2 separate regions of the Homo sapiens genome follow, and region 2 is linked to region 1. Evidence: chromatin contacts called from ENCODE Hi-C or POLR2A ChIA-PET data. All regions are on one chromosome and are shown on one strand. Each heading gives the region's core, a stretch centred on a gene start or an enhancer-like site at or near the end of the contact. The rest is flanking DNA. Distances are from core to core; before and after follow the strand shown. Region 1 overlaps HNRNPD (heterogeneous nuclear ribonucleoprotein D). Region 2 overlaps SCD5 (stearoyl-CoA desaturase 5).

The links. Hi-C counts contacts between places; a loop is a spot of excess contacts on that map. ChIA-PET counts read pairs that join two places held with the same protein, here RNA polymerase II (POLR2A). Pooled maps may share reads with other maps.
Region 2: a pooled map shows a loop between it and region 1 (2.4-fold over the local background). The contact joins two enhancer-like sites. A Hi-C loop is called at or near these places in 2 of 37 single-sample maps with no recorded cell type and 3 of 50 pooled maps. POLR2A ChIA-PET finds 5 or more read pairs at or near these places in 2 of 52 experiments (H1 and naive thymus-derived CD8-positive, alpha-beta T cell).

The regions. Positions count from the first base shown.
Region 1 is chr4:82,357,457-82,365,048 of GRCh38, reverse strand. It overlaps HNRNPD (heterogeneous nuclear ribonucleoprotein D), which reads left to right. Exons shown (of 9, transcript NM_031370.3): 3 at 5,410-5,578; 4 at 6,229-6,390. Among named protein-coding and RNA genes, the nearest start is that of HNRNPD, 13 kb to the left of the region's middle. RefSeq lists an enhancer at 2,411-2,460. Within about 2 kb of position 4,333, at least 3 of the 41 ENCODE cell types and tissues checked have a DNase peak (open chromatin) inside an H3K27ac peak, as active enhancers do.
Region 2 is chr4:82,728,470-82,736,061 of GRCh38, reverse strand. The region is part of intron 1 of SCD5 (stearoyl-CoA desaturase 5); the gene reads left to right. Among named protein-coding and RNA genes, the nearest start is that of MIR575, 21 kb to the left of the region's middle. Within about 2 kb of position 4,746, at least 12 of the 41 ENCODE cell types and tissues checked have a DNase peak (open chromatin) inside an H3K27ac peak, as active enhancers do.

The DNA of each region.
Region 1 (7,592 bases), core at 3,084-5,583:
ATAGAACATAGAAAAAGAATACTATTCCAAAATTGGGAGTGAGTATAATGGCTAACTTTTTACCTTGAATAAGGTGTTTGACAATAAAGACTTATTAGGGGAGGTATCTTGGAATAAAATAGTTAATATTGACTGGGAATGTTAAAAACCTAGTGACCTAAATAGTCCAGAGAATAAGTTTATTGATGGGGAAAAGCCAGGATTATTAAATCGGAACATTTTCCACCAGCCAGGATTGCTCCATGTATATTTCCTTTTATGTTTTAAATTATTCTTTACTAAAATTACTGGCATAAATGTAGGGTAGACCAAGTCATCAAGGTGATTTTGGAAGCTACATTTAAAGGGTCTTAGTTGAAATACCACCTAATTTTTAGTTTATATATTTTTTTACATGGACTATTTAAAAATTTCTGGGTTATTTCAAGTTGGCAGCATTGAAAATATTAGAATATGTTTATATAAAACTCATTGTGGCCTTTTCCTTTTAATGTTGGAAAGTTTATAAAGCCTATGCAGTTTTAAAAAATTAAGCCATTGAGTAAATAAAAAGTTTGCTTTATTAAATTATGTTTAGATAGTGCTTATAGTGCTTTACCCCTTCAAAATAGTAACTTCTATCAATCATTTAGGATGTGTGTCAGACTATTCTGTGTCCTTTAAGTGTGTTAACTAGTTTTAACCCTCTGCAAATATCTGAGGTATGCTCTTTTTACAGATGGGAAAACAATCTTGGACTTTAATATTTTTTCTTAATGTTACACAATTAGTAAGAGGCAGGGGGCCAGGTGGAGTGGTTCATGTTTGGAATTCCAGCACTTTGGGAGGCTGAGGTGGGCAGCTTGAGCCCAGGAGTTGGAAGACTAGCCTGGGCGACATAGTAAAACCTGATCTCTGCAAAAATATTAGCCGGGTGTGTTGGTGGGTGCCTGTAGTCCGAGCTACTGGTGAGGCTGAGGTGGGAGGACCAACTGAGCCCAGGAGGTCAAGGCTGCAATGAGCTGTCATGGAGCCAGTGCACTCCAGCCTGGGAGACAGAGTGAGACCCTGTCTTAAAAAAAGGCAGCAGTAGGGTTTAAACCCCGGCATTTTGTCTTTATTGCCTCTAAACTTAACTTGCTTTAAAAGATGATAAAATGTCCCACAAAGGAGCCTAAATTCCTGAATGATACTGCATATCACTTGGATAGTTATCTATGCTGAGTTGTATAACTTTATGCTTGTCATTTAATTTTACAATTTGGTGGAAGCCAATGTGAAAGCAAGGAGACTTCTGTTGTGGAGTAGGTGTTTTAAACTGAATACCATATTCAGCCTTGGGGTGCTGAATATTTAGTTCACAGCTAGGATTAAGATACTCAACTATGTTAATAAAATACAGTAGATGAAGTCCTGCATTTTAATTGGGATTGATTCACTTAGAACTAAGGATCAAAGTTTAAACTTATTGCAGCGTTAGGGGCCATCTTTGTTGCTAGTTGAACAAGTCTTGGTCGTTTTTAACATGGCTCCTTAGGGTATTTTCTGAAGTTCTGTCTACTTCATTGGAAAGTGTTTGCACTACGCAGGAGTGACAGCAATATGAAATGCTTTGTATTCAAGGCAGCAGAGGTAATCTGGACAGACAGTACATGTGCTTTAAAAGCAAGATACAGTCATAGAAAATATGTAGATAATTTAGCCGGGCATGGTGGCTCGCGCCTCTAATTTGGGAGGCCGAGGCAGGTGGATCACGAGGTCAGGAGTTCGAGACCAGCCTGACCAATATGGTGAAACCCCATCTCTACTAAAAGTGCAAAAAAAAATTAGCCTGGCATGGTGGCATGCACCTGTTATCCCAGCTACTCAGGAGGCTGAGGCAGGAGAATTGCTTGAACCCGGGAGGTGGAGGTTGCAGTGAGCCTAGATCATGCCATTGCACTCCAGCCCGGGCGACAGAGTGAGACTCTGTTTAAAAAGAAAAAAATAAGTATTTGTAAATGTATATATATATATATATACACACACACACACACATATATATATAAAATCATTATGCCATCAGTTTGAGGGAGAGCATGTATGCCAACATTGTAGAGACTAAGTGCCCATTTATCCATAATTAAGATAAGCAGACTTTTCCCCATTGTACTATAAAGTTAGAGTTTGGGGCTGGGTATGGTAGCTTCCGCCTGTAATCCCAGCAGTTTGGGAGGCTGGAGCGGGCGGATCACTTGAGGCCAGGAGTTCAAGACCAGCCTGGCCAACGAGGGGAAACCCCGTCTCTACTAAAAATGCAAAAATCAAGTCAGGCGTGGTGGTGCAGCCTGTAATCCCTCCCACGGAGGCTGAGGAATGAGAATCACTTGAACCTGGGAGGCAGAGGTTGCAGTGAGCTGAGATTGTGCCACTGCGCTCCAGCTTGGGCGACAGAGTGAGACTGTCTCAAAAACTAAGCAACCAAAAACAGAAAAAGATGGAATGGAATTAATATGTTCCATTTAGTAAAGATGGAATAGAATTGGTCCAGTTTGTGTTCATTGTAGCATATTCACCTATTTGGTCAGCAACCATTTTTTTTTTTTTAAAGCCTAAGCATACCCTGAGAACAACAACCTTTTTTGATTAGAACAGAAGAAAAAGCCAGAGTGTTCTTGGGCTGCCAAAATATTAATACGTTTGTCTCAAAGACGAGCCACTTAGGTGCTTGCTTAGAGACTTCTACTTTACACAGAATTTGAAAAGTTTGACAGCTGGCTACTTACTCTGCAAAACGGAAGGGAGACTTTTTAGAACAGCAACTGGTGATCTGGCAAAAATGAAAAGTAGAACTTGTGAAGAAATGAGATGGACTTGGTGTATTAATAGCTAATTTTAGAAGACCCTGTGGATATTCTAAATCAGCATAATAGTGATGTCTGAGCCATAGTGTTAAATTATGATTACTGTATTTGAAGTATAAGAAGGCAGAAAAGTGTGATGCTGTTAGAAAAAAATCTCATTTCAAATGATTGAAGGTTAAAAACAATTGGGGAAAGATTAGAGAGGGCAGGCGGTGCTTTAAGGGAGGTGGAATAATACTTGGCTCCTTATTCTCCAAAAGTGCTGGATAGCTGAAGTTTTTAATATTCTGGATAATTGATATTTGATTATTAGTTTAGGAGGGATAGCATCTTCAGTGAACCCTTGTAGCTCTAAGGTAGGCATATTAAACAACTACCATACTAAAGGTGGGGAGTACGTTTGGAGAGCACTTTGCTGGGCCAGCTGATGATATGCTTAGGTGATATTTAAGAAAATCTGCTTCTTGTCTGAAAAACATTTGGGGCTTCAGAATAATACCACATACCTCATTCTTGGTGTTTTAATTTATTTCTTTGTAATTGTTTTCTGTTTCTTAATAATTTTAAATTAAGGGTATTTTCCCAATATAAACATTGCTTTTTGGTTAAATAAAATCAAAACTAGTTCTGTCTCCATATCTGAATAGACCAGACAGAGAATTTTCTTGCCTTTCAACAGCTTAAAAAATGTTTTTGTTAGAACTGTTGTGTTCAGGCTGAAATACTTTCAAAGTTTGTTAGTTATTATTGAGAAATTTCTGTAATAATCATGGAAAGGGTAATTTAATAGTTAAATCTCAACTTAATTGAAGTTATTTCTGTTGTGGAACTTATGGTCATCTTAGCAAGAGGTCATTGCTTTATAGTCAGTTCTCTTTCTCATTAAAAATATAGTGTACTCACCTTTACAGGGTGAATGTTGGTAAATAACTTCTGTCTGTGAAGGAAGTATTCTGGACCTGTAAGTTAAAAATAAGGTGTTTATAGCAAATTATGTAAATAAAGATTGTATATTAGAAGGTACACACTATTCAAATTAAAGAAAATGTATATTGAGAAAATAACTCAAATTTCTTCCATGAAATTGGCAAGAAGTAAACATTTCAAATACACAAAACATTATGGGTATTTTTGTTCATTTGATTATAAAATGCCAAAGTTGTTTTATAAATGCTACTTCAAGCCTGGAAACTTTGAGGAAGTCCTGAACATTAAGCATATAAATGGCCCAGCTCTAGAATACATGTAAGTTGAAAAGCTAACCTGAAGTGGGAAGCGCAGTATATACCTAAGACTTACTCTGCACTGAAAGTTTGCTTTGTCACTAGAAGTAAAACAAGACTGTGGTAGGATAGTAAGATCAGTAACACCTCAGTTAATCAGGTATCTTGGAGGAAGTGAAGAAAGACCCTAATTCAAGGGACAGTTAATTGGCCTTTTATTCCAAGAATGGGCCTTAGTGGCAGTATCTTAAAAGCCCACAAGATGGAGATGTTTCCTAATGAAAGGCCTTTAATTTCTTTATAGAGCTGAGTTAGTGTCACATCCCAGTCCCCACCCATGACCCTTCCCCAGTTAAAAAGAAGAGAAAATGTTGAGCAAGTCTGATTTGATTCCCATGGTGACATTTTTAGCCATTATGTAACAAATTCTGACAGTTTACCCTTAAAATTAAAAACCTCCAGTCCTGTCTTTTTAAAGGGTAGAAAGAAGGTTAGGTATAGGATAGCTTTTTATTTATTTATTTATTTATTTTTGTACAAAGGGAGCCTATGTAAAGCTGCCAGATCTGAACTTTCTGGTGTTTTGCTGTAATGTTAGTAAGATTTCGCCTTAAAATATTTTATTTTGAGTATATACGTTTGGTCTTAGAGTGTCTTGGTGGATTTCCGCTTACCACCCATCACTTTCTGCATTTTAAAGGCTTAAATACTTTATTGCTGGTTAACTGAGGTTCTACTGTAAACGAATCATCTAAGTTAATTAGTGGATTGTACTTCAATGGATAATTTTCACTAAATTGTTTATATTGCACATTACTTTTGTCTTAAGGACTCTTAGCACATCAAAAAAATTGGCTCACAACTTAATTGTGAGATGTAGAATTTTCCATTTTATGTGCTAAGAGTTTTGTTAATGAGAGAACTGTTAAAATAGAAAAGGAGCTTCAGCATAGACACCAATGCTGGTTGCTGAGATCAGTGGGGAACTGCATAGCATTTTAACAAGTTTAATGAACATTTGGAAGAGAAATTTGAAGCTAAGATTCTGGTTTTTTTGCTGTTAACTTTTTAATCTAAGGAAAACTTTTATGTACAGTATTTTTACTTTGGGTATATGTTTATCTTTTAGCAAGTTGAAAGACTTAATTTGCTGCTTGCTCACTATTTTGTAATTATTTGGGAGCAGCAGTAATAAGCCAGCTTTTTGGAATAGGATGTTCCTGATGTGTGGTTATGTAGGAAGAATGATGTTTTAATATACTGCCCAGTAAACTGGTGCAGTTTGGAAAAGGTGTGTTATTGATGTGGATAATATTTAAGGCAATTTTTTTTAAGCATTTTAATACTGCTTTTTGTCTTTACAGGAAAATGTTTATAGGAGGCCTTAGCTGGGACACTACAAAGAAAGATCTGAAGGACTACTTTTCCAAATTTGGTGAAGTTGTAGACTGCACTCTGAAGTTAGATCCTATCACAGGGCGATCAAGGGGTTTTGGCTTTGTGCTATTTAAAGAATCGGAGAGTGTAGATAAGGTAGTGTGTTACGTGTTCTGATCAGTTAATAATATAAAATATTAACATATGGATAGTTTGATACAATGAGTTTGCCTATTTGTGGTTCCCCATTTTGATAGTATAGGAAGGAAGAATAGTTCTTGCCCCAATACGTTTTATGAAGATAGAGGTAGGTTCAGGAATTATTTCCTGAATAATTTGTGTTCCAGGCTCTGCTAAATTTTGAAATTAACTTTAAAGATACTATAGACTTAAAGATGCCTAGTTAAAAGGATGTGTTTTAGCAATTCACAGAAGTCCATATTTTGAAATTTTGTTAGGCAAGCAACTTTTAACTGAATCATTATTTTGATCCTGGGCTAAAGGGAAGTAGCAGTTATGTTTGTATATAGTGCTAAAGGGAAGTAGCAGTCATGTTTGTATATATTGAAGGTAATGGTTATCTAGTAATTGGTTAAATTTGTGTATGTCCTACCATTCTTACCTTTAGATTTAAACAGTATATGTTAGTTGATGTTACATCACCACCATGACTTGACAGTTTAATCTTGAGCAAGTCAACATATGCTTGGCATTATCTGTATTTATAGTTATTTTTAAGTAAGTTAATAGTCTCTGAACTTCAGTTAAGATATATATTTTTTAAATGAAAACTTCAATTTCCTTAGGTCATGGATCAAAAAGAACATAAATTGAATGGGAAGGTGATTGATCCTAAAAGGGCCAAAGCCATGAAAACAAAAGAGCCGGTTAAAAAAATTTTTGTTGGTGGCCTTTCTCCAGATACACCTGAAGAGAAAATAAGGGAGTACTTTGGTGGTTTTGGTGAGGTATGTTATAAATGTTTTGACCCAGTTTATGTCAAAATTAGTGTGAATGTGATTGTCCCATTATGGACTCAGAGTCACTTGGCTTTTCAAAGCTGTTAGGGTAGATTATGTGATCTGTTTTGGAATAAGGATATTGTAAATACTTCATTAGCAGGTCTTTGAAGGTTGGATAATGTGTTTTTCTCATTGAGCACCTACTCTATGCAGAGTATTGCTGGGGTAGAGTATACAAAGATGAAATAGACAAACATTCTTAAATACAGACAATTAAGAGGAAGAAATCTAGATTAGAAGGAGACTTTTGTTGAAAATAGGAAAGGAATTAAGAATAGGGTGTAGTGCCTTATCAGTTGAAATGCATGTGTAAGTGCAAATTTAATGAGACTAATCATTATAGACTCATTAGTGAGGCTGGACGCGATGGCTCATGCCTGTAGTAATCCCAGCACTTGGGAGGCCGAAGTGGGTGGATTACTGGAGACCAGGAGATGAAGACCATCCTGGACAACATAGTGGGACCCCGTCTCAATTAAAAGTAAAACAAACTTAGACTCATTAGTGAAATAGGTAGATAATAGAGGTTTCTTTTATGAATTAATGAAAGTTGAGAAATTTGTGGCCTTGGGCTCCAGATACGTCCCACAGACATTTATTGCTTGATTGAAACAATAAGTGCTTTTTTAGTGTTGAGGATTTGAGATATTGCCCACAAAACTCAGTATCTAGCTTTTTAAAAAATACTTGCAAGAGCACGCAACATGGGAACTGACGCTGCCCTCCTGTACGGCAGCATCTCTCAAACTGAGTAGTAGCTTCCATCTTGGTTTGGGCATATGCTCTCCAGTTTTTAGTAGTCCTCACCACCCTACTTCCTGTTTTCTCTCAAATACATTTTTATTCTGTTTTTCTTAGATTTGACTGTTTTCTTCTTGTTCTTTGTGGGCATTTGAATTTGTGACCCTTGAGTTAGGTAGTAAATGTCAGTGCGTGGTAAAGCTTATTTTTGTAAATAGTTGTGAAGACCTTAGATGGAATGGGTGTTCTAATTTGAAGAATTCCTTAAAAGGATTAGAATAAATAGGGAGAAACAGGAGACTAGAACTTCAGTGCCAAATACATGTTTTCTTTGTGTGTTTTCCCCCCTCTAAACTTGTGTTTCTTTTAAGGTCAATAAAATGCATGTTAGCATATTAAAATTTGTT
Region 2 (7,592 bases), core at 3,497-5,996, 370 kb before region 1:
TGCCCACCTTGGTCTCCTAAAGTGCTGGAATTGCAGGCCTGAGCCACTGTGCGTGGCCAAGAATAATAAATTTGTGTGTTATAAAAACAAATAGAAAGGCTGATATAAAATACAGTAAGTCCTCACTTAACATCATTGACAAGTTCTTGGAAACTGTGACTTTAAGTGAAACGATGGATAATGAAACCAGTTTAACCACGGGCTAATTGATATGAATACAGAACTAAATTCCTACGACATATTTCTAGTCAAGGAAACATCACCACATTTCTAGATTAAGACCCAAAACACTTCTATTAAAAATGGAAATAACTGTGAGCTATACATGCATTTCGGTAATAAAAACAAGTAAGATAATTTTTTACCCAGTCTTTGGTGAATCGGTGAGTGACAGCAGTCATGTGGTGGGTAAGTCAAGGAATAAGTGTTTGCAATGAGAAAATTGTCAGGAGCCCCCCCTTCCACCATGCAGTTGAAAAACGAGCAGTAACGAATGTGGCGGCTCCTTGAGCGCTTTCGCACTGCGTCGTTTATTGTCGTGTATCTGTAGGATTATTCACTACTTTACAAATTTTTATTTTACTGTAATTTGTATCCATTTATTACCCAACCCGCTTATTGCACTTCAGGGTGGGAGGTAGCCAGAGCCTATCCCCAGCAACTCAAGGCACAAGGTGGTACCCAACCTTGGACAGGACACCATCCCACCATAGGGCCCACACATTCACACACACACAGTCATTCAGATCTGGACCGTGTAGACACGCCAATCAACCTAATGTACAACACACATCTTTGGGATGTGGGAGGAAACCAGAGTACCCAGAGAAAACCCATACAGACATGGGGAGAACTTGCAAACCGCACAGACAGTGGCCTCGGCTGGGAATCAATTTTCAAAAATCTCATCAACATTGTAACAAAACCATGTTGATCAAAATGACACTTTTTTGAGGACCTGCTATAATGCTAAATGAAAAATTGTTGAGCTCAGGCTGGGCGTGGTGGCTCACACCTGTAATCCCAGCACTTTGGGAGGCTGAGGTGGGCAGATTGCCTGAGCTCAGGAGTTCGAGACCAGCCTGGGCAACATGATGAAACCCCATCTCTACTAAAAAAAGTACAAAAAATTAGCTGGGCATGGTGGCACACACCTGTAATCCCAGCACTCTGGGAGGCTGAGGCACAAGAATTGCTTGAGCCCGGGAGGCAGAGGTTGCAGTGAGCCGAGAACGTGCCACTGCACTCCAGCCTGGGCAATAAAGTGAGACCCTGTCTCAAAAAAAAAAAAAAAATTGAGCTCAACTTTATAAATATTGACTATAGGCTTGTTTTAAAAAAAAAGCCCAAGCAACAATACAGCTAAAAAGAGATAATTTGTTACATGGCAGGATGAGAAGTTAATTTGATTTTTCTGTTGCTTTGATGTTTTGTATTTATCTCTCATTACAAAATTGGTTAAAAGCACAATTTTAAAGACTGCAATATATATTGTTAAACATCAAGGACAGAAAAAAGGTAAACCCTTACATCTCCTTTATGTGGTTTCTCACAGCTGTGCAGATCTGAAACACAAGCTAGAATAGCACAAAAACTGCATCTCGGAGCTGCACAAATTTCCTCGATTATACGTAGAGGAAAAGTGTGATTACCAAGAGCTTTGAGTGGATGTCGGAGAAAGTCATGTTGGGTTAACTGTCTGGTTGGCTCATCCGATGACAGAGCTTTACCTACTTGGATCTGATGCTGGGATTGTTTTGTTTGGTTTGGGTTTCTTTGGAAGTGAGGGAGGCCAGTATGGGATACAGGAAAGAGGGAAAGCATTGACTCCTTTCCACTAGTAAGCATTTGCCTCCTTCATCAAGCCAGTGCCACATTTCTGCATCCTTCGGCTTCCTTCTTCTGGTCTGATCCTTCTTGCCCCATAAGCTTGGCATTCTCTGATGGTTATTTTTGCTGTGTTATCTACCTCTAACAGCAACAGTAATCTTAATAAAATATAGTCTCACATTTCCTCCAAGTAGCTAGACGTTCTTAAGGCTTTAGACACAGCCTTCATTGTATGTAATAGTGGCCATTTTTCTTTTTGTCCTTGCACCTGTGTAAGCAGGGCACTAAATCTTGTAGGTCTCACCCTGATTTGCCTCTTTGCAGCAGCAAGGACACCTGAGTCTCTGTACTTTGACATAGATTTCTGCTTACATCGGGCAGTTCTGAGTCAGAGGGTGGTGGGCCTGAGTCACCACCATCTGCTTTCATCAACCATGTTCCCGAGACCCAGAGTGGGGAGATTCCCATGGCCCCATTCAGGCACGTACAGAGGCTTCATGAGCATGTGCTTCCCTAGCAGAGGCGAGAATGGCGCAGGGACCCTTGTGAATTTTTACTGGAGAAATTGTTACGGAATTCTCAGGCTCTTGTTTCCAAATTCTTTCTTCCCTCTCTTCTCTTTCCCATATTTTTCTTTTTCCCCCTCCACACATTAGAAGGCTTCAAGATAATAAGGTAATATTTATTGGGGACATGATGTGTATCAGGCACACTTATGCATATTAACCTATTTAATCTTCACAACCACCCTATGAGGTAGGTGGGCACAGCTATTATCCTCATTTTACAGCCAATGAAATAGGCAGAGAGGGTAACTTCTCCAAGCTCACTACATGGGAGAAGCAAGCTTCACACCCAAGCAGTTGGCCCAGAGTGCAGGCTGTGGGCCACTGTGCTCTGTGCATCGTAACAGGGCACCAGAGCTAGCTTGCCTGTGCTCTGGGGAGGGGGCTGATGTGAAAGAGACCAAAGCTAGAGTGAAGAGTGAGGTGTGGGAGTGCATGCTGGTGGTGTGTGGGGCGTGTGCGTGGAGAGCCTGACCTGTTTTCCTGTCGTCCTGTCATTTACTCTGTGAGTACGCCCAGTTACTTAACCTCTTTGCTTCTCAGTTCCCTAGTTCATAAAATTCCAGGAATATGAATAGCGCTTAACCCCTCATAGGGTTGTTGTGATGATTAACTGTGTTAATAAAGTCCCTAGGACAGTGGCTGGTCCATGAATGTTAGCCATTATCATCAGCATCATCATTAATTTGGGAACCACTCCACCTCCTCTTTCTACTAGACTGGTAGTGACAAAAATAACATTTCTAGCAAGTTCCAGGTGGTGCCAATGCTTCCTGCCTGGGAATCACACTTTGAGAACCACTGAGGTGGAGGATCTGGAAGTTCTTCCTTTCTTAGCACCCCACATTCCGTTTCTTTCCCTGAGCTCTGTCCCTGGGTTATTTTCACTTTCTGTCTTTAGTACCCAGAGTGGCCAGCTTGCATGGCTATCAATAACCAGTGAAAGGAGCTTCCCCAGAACCTCTCATTGACTCCTTTCAATGAATACTGTAATTTGTATTCATTTATTACCCAACCCGCTTATTCTACCTCAGGGTGGGAGGTAGCCGGAGCCTGTCCCCAGCAACTCAAGGCACAAGGTGGTAACCAACCTTGGACAGGACGCCTGCTTTCAGCAGGATCTGATGTGATGGGTAGGCCTGTTTCCACGAGAGGGAGATGCAAGCAAGTGAAAAGACAGAAGTTAGCAAGTGTTGAATGCGTAGTATGCACAGAAACACACCTGAGTGAGTGCATCCATGAATAAAGACAGCAGATGATTTTGAAAGTAATAGGAGGCCAGGCGTGGTGGCTCGTGCCTGTAATCCAAGCACTTTGGGAGGCCAAGGTAGGCGGATCACTTGAGGTCGGGAGTTCGAGACAGGTTTGGCCTACTTGGTGAAACCCTGTCTAAAAACATACAAAAATTAGCCAGACGAGTAGCTGTAGTCTGAGCTACTCGGGAGGCTGAGGCAGGAGAATCGCTTGAACTCGGGAGGCAGAGGTTGCAGTGAGCTGAGATCACACCACTGCACTCCAGCCTGGGTGACAGAGCAAGACTCCGTCTCAAAAAAGAAAAAAAAATGTAATAGAAAAGTAGAGAAAAGAATCTTCCTCCCTGAAAGATAATGACCTTTGAGCAAAGATGGAGGTAATGGAGGAAAGTGGGGAGAAGAGAGAAAGGGGCCCTAATTGTCACATTCATGGTTGGAATTGTGAGGTTGTAAGAAGCAAAGGCAGCAGGCACCCTGATCTTAATCAGACAGATGACAGCTTGCCTTTCACAAAGTAAAAGGTAATAGTGTATAAATGAGAGAAAAGTAGGAGTTCCAGTCACTTTACTACCTCTGGGGACGGAAGGGAATGGGGAGCAGGTCTGGGGTTCAGTATTTGTGTGACTGCTGACTTCAGAGGTCTGAATTCTCTGCAGCTCACTTGCTGCCTCAGTGGGTGGGGTGTGATGGGACTTCCCATCCAGGGCCCTAAACTCTAGAATCCATCCTCATAAGAACTGCGCTGCCTCTGAGCACCTGGGCAAGCTCTGTGTGGGATGCAGATACTCTGCGAAATAAGGGTTCTGCTTCTTTTAGGCTGCAAGAGCAGAACTGGGATGTGAATTCCAGCCCAGGGCATTTTGCACCCTGGATCTGGTTTATGCTCTTACTTGCTGCAACTATGATGGTGGCTGTTTCCCCGGGGTCTCCCAGCCCAAGTCTGGTCCTGGAGTGGCTCACAGCAAGTCTCATTGCCCCGAGGCAGGAAGGCTGCAGAGAAAGTTACCCTTGGAGTAGGGAGAGAGGAGAGGAAGCCAGTGCTCTCTTCAAGTGGTCTGCTCTGTGTTCACAGGCCCGATGGGCTCCCCAAGGCTGTCCTAGCCAGGCTGGATCTGTGCCAGGCCTTGACCCAGCAGCTGTGTTCCGTACCTTGGATTCCTGACAAAAGCAAAATAATTGCTGCTTCCAGCTACAACCAGCTGGCTACCAGGAGAAGTCACCAGGGAGAGTTCTGCTGTATCCTCTCTGCCCCTACCCCCAGCTTTCCGTTCTCAAGAATGACACTTTGTTGTTCCTTTGTATGTCAGTCCCAGATTGGAAATGAAAAAAGGAATTGAAAAAAACTAAAATATCATAATGGGGTGGTACATTTCCGAATGGTTGTTGATGGGTCTGGGGGTTTCCTGTGTACCCCAAGCAGGAAGTTTCGACTTGTTTTGAGACTGTCAGCTCTTGATTGGAGACTTCCCTGGAAGAAGCAGTCGTTCAAGAGAGTGAGCTCTTTGTGTTTATAGAAGACGAAAAAATACAGCTGGGCGCTGTGGCTCACGCCTGTAATCCCAGCACTTTGGGAGGCCGAGGCAAGCGGATTACGAGGTCAGGAGACCGAGACCATCTTGGCTAACATGGTGAAACCCCGTCTCTACTAAAATACAAAAAATTAGCCGGGCGTGGTGGTGGGTGCCTGTAGTCCCAGCTACTCGGGAGGCTGAGGCAGGAGAATGGTGTGAACCCGGGAGGCAGAGCATGCAGTGAGCCAAGATCCCGCCACTGCACTCCAGCCTGGGCAACAGAGTGAGACTCCTTCTAAAAAAAAAAAAAAAAAAAGAAGGGAAAAAAATACATATATTTTCCTTTGGGAGGCCAAGGTGGGCGGATCATGATGTCAGGAGATCAAGACCATCTTGGCTAACACGGTGAAACCCCGTTTCTACTAAAAATACAAAAAATTAGCCAGGCATAGTGGCATGCGCCTGTAATCCCAGCTACCTGGGAGGCTGAGGCAGGAGAATTGCTTGAACCCGGGAAGCGGAGGTTGCAGGGAGCCAAGATCGTGCCACTGGACTCCAGCTGGGTGACAGAGCGAGACTCTGCCTCAAAAAATATATATATTATACATTTATATATAGTATATATAACTATATATATAAATGTATAATATATTATATGTTTTTAAATATTATATATAATATAATATATGTATTATATAAAAATATATAATACATATATTTTCCCCCTTATTCTCCTAGGTTCCTCAGCTGGGGTCCTGTAAATTAGATTGACAAAAGACAGATTAGCAAGAGAAACATAAACAAGTTTATTAACATGCACATCACAAATACACATGGGGGCACTCAGAGATGAGTAACTCAAAGGGATGGTTACACCTTGGCTTATATAGCATCTTAAAAGAATAGTAAAGTTTTAGAGAGATGACAAAGACAAAGGAAAAGGACTTTGAGTTTCTAAGGCAGCAAGTTGTGGGAAGGTAAATAGTGGGGGAGCTAATGGAAGATAAGTGCTAATTGGGAAGGTTGGTTGTATAGACTCCTCTGGTGCCCTCTCCGGGCTGGTAAGGGTCTAGAGTTATCTCTGGTGATTCACTTCTGTCCTTCCTGGTAGAGAGGGGAGGAGAGACACATTTACAGATTTATGTTCTGCTTTTAGGTAAATAGGGGGAGGGCAGAGAGCTCTTTTGTATCTGCTGCTGTGTAATTGCCTTCAGCTCAAAATAATCTTTATCCTAAAAAGGCATATTTTGGAGTAGCATGTTCTGCTCCCTTCATGTTCAAGAAGATATGTTTAAAATTCTTTCTCTTAAACATATCTCTTTCCCCCCTTCCGTCAATTCAAAAAATATTTACTATTCCACTGACAAACTTGTATTTGGTTAGACCTATGGGATGCAGAGCTGTGTGCTGGGAGATGCCGGGGGGAGGGTGAAATCCAGAGCTGAGTGCTGCTCTCAGGAAGCTTATAGTTGAGCTTATCAGTCAAGGTGTAAACACAAGAAAGCATCGCTGACTATAATCCTCACCAGCCCAACCTCTAGCTCCAGGCCAGCCTCCCTCCTCCTCCAGAAGTCCTTGGCCCTCCTCACCACCATAGGTACAGCCCCTCCTTCCTTCTGGGGAAACCCTTCCCGACCCTTCCATCCCAAAATGAATCGTCTGCCTTCTCAGCAACCTACTTGTCTTCACGGACTTTGTAGTTTACCACAAACCCTTGGAATGCCTCTTGGTGACTTGGAGTCTTTAATTTTGGTGTTGCCATTTCAGCTTTTGGAGGCTCAAAGAAGACTTCTTCAACTTGTGAGGTGGATTGGTGAGGTTGGCCACACACAGAACTTCTGTTCTTTCTCCAAACACTTCTATACCTTTCTCCCTCTCCTCTGCCTGGAAAATTCCCATTCCTTTTTAAAAATCGAGGTCAGAAATCACATCTTCTTTGCAGCCCTCCAGACTCCTTCAGAGAGACAAAGTCACCACAGCCTGTAGCCCTTCATTCTCCTATAATTGGCTGGTGGGTTCTTCCTGCCCACTGCACAGACAAAATCAATCCACTGAGACAACGGCATTGCAGTAGAGAAAGAGTTTAATTGACATGAGCGTAGCCCACATGGGAGAATCAGAATTGTCATTCACATTGGTCTCCCTGAAGGCTTGGAGATTAGGGTTTTTATGGGCAATTTGGTGAGCAGTGGTCGGGGGCTAGGGAATGGGTGCTGCTGTTGGTTAAGGATGAAATCACAGGGGAGTGGAAAATGGTCCTTTTGCACTGAGTCTGCCTCTGGGTGGGGCCACAGGATCAGTTGAGTCATGAGTAGCGAGTCTGAATGGGGTTAGTCTGAAAGATATTTCAAAAAACCAATCTTAGGTTCTACAATAGTGATGTTATCTATAGGAGCAATTGGGGAAGTCAGCAATCTTGTGACCTCTGGCCA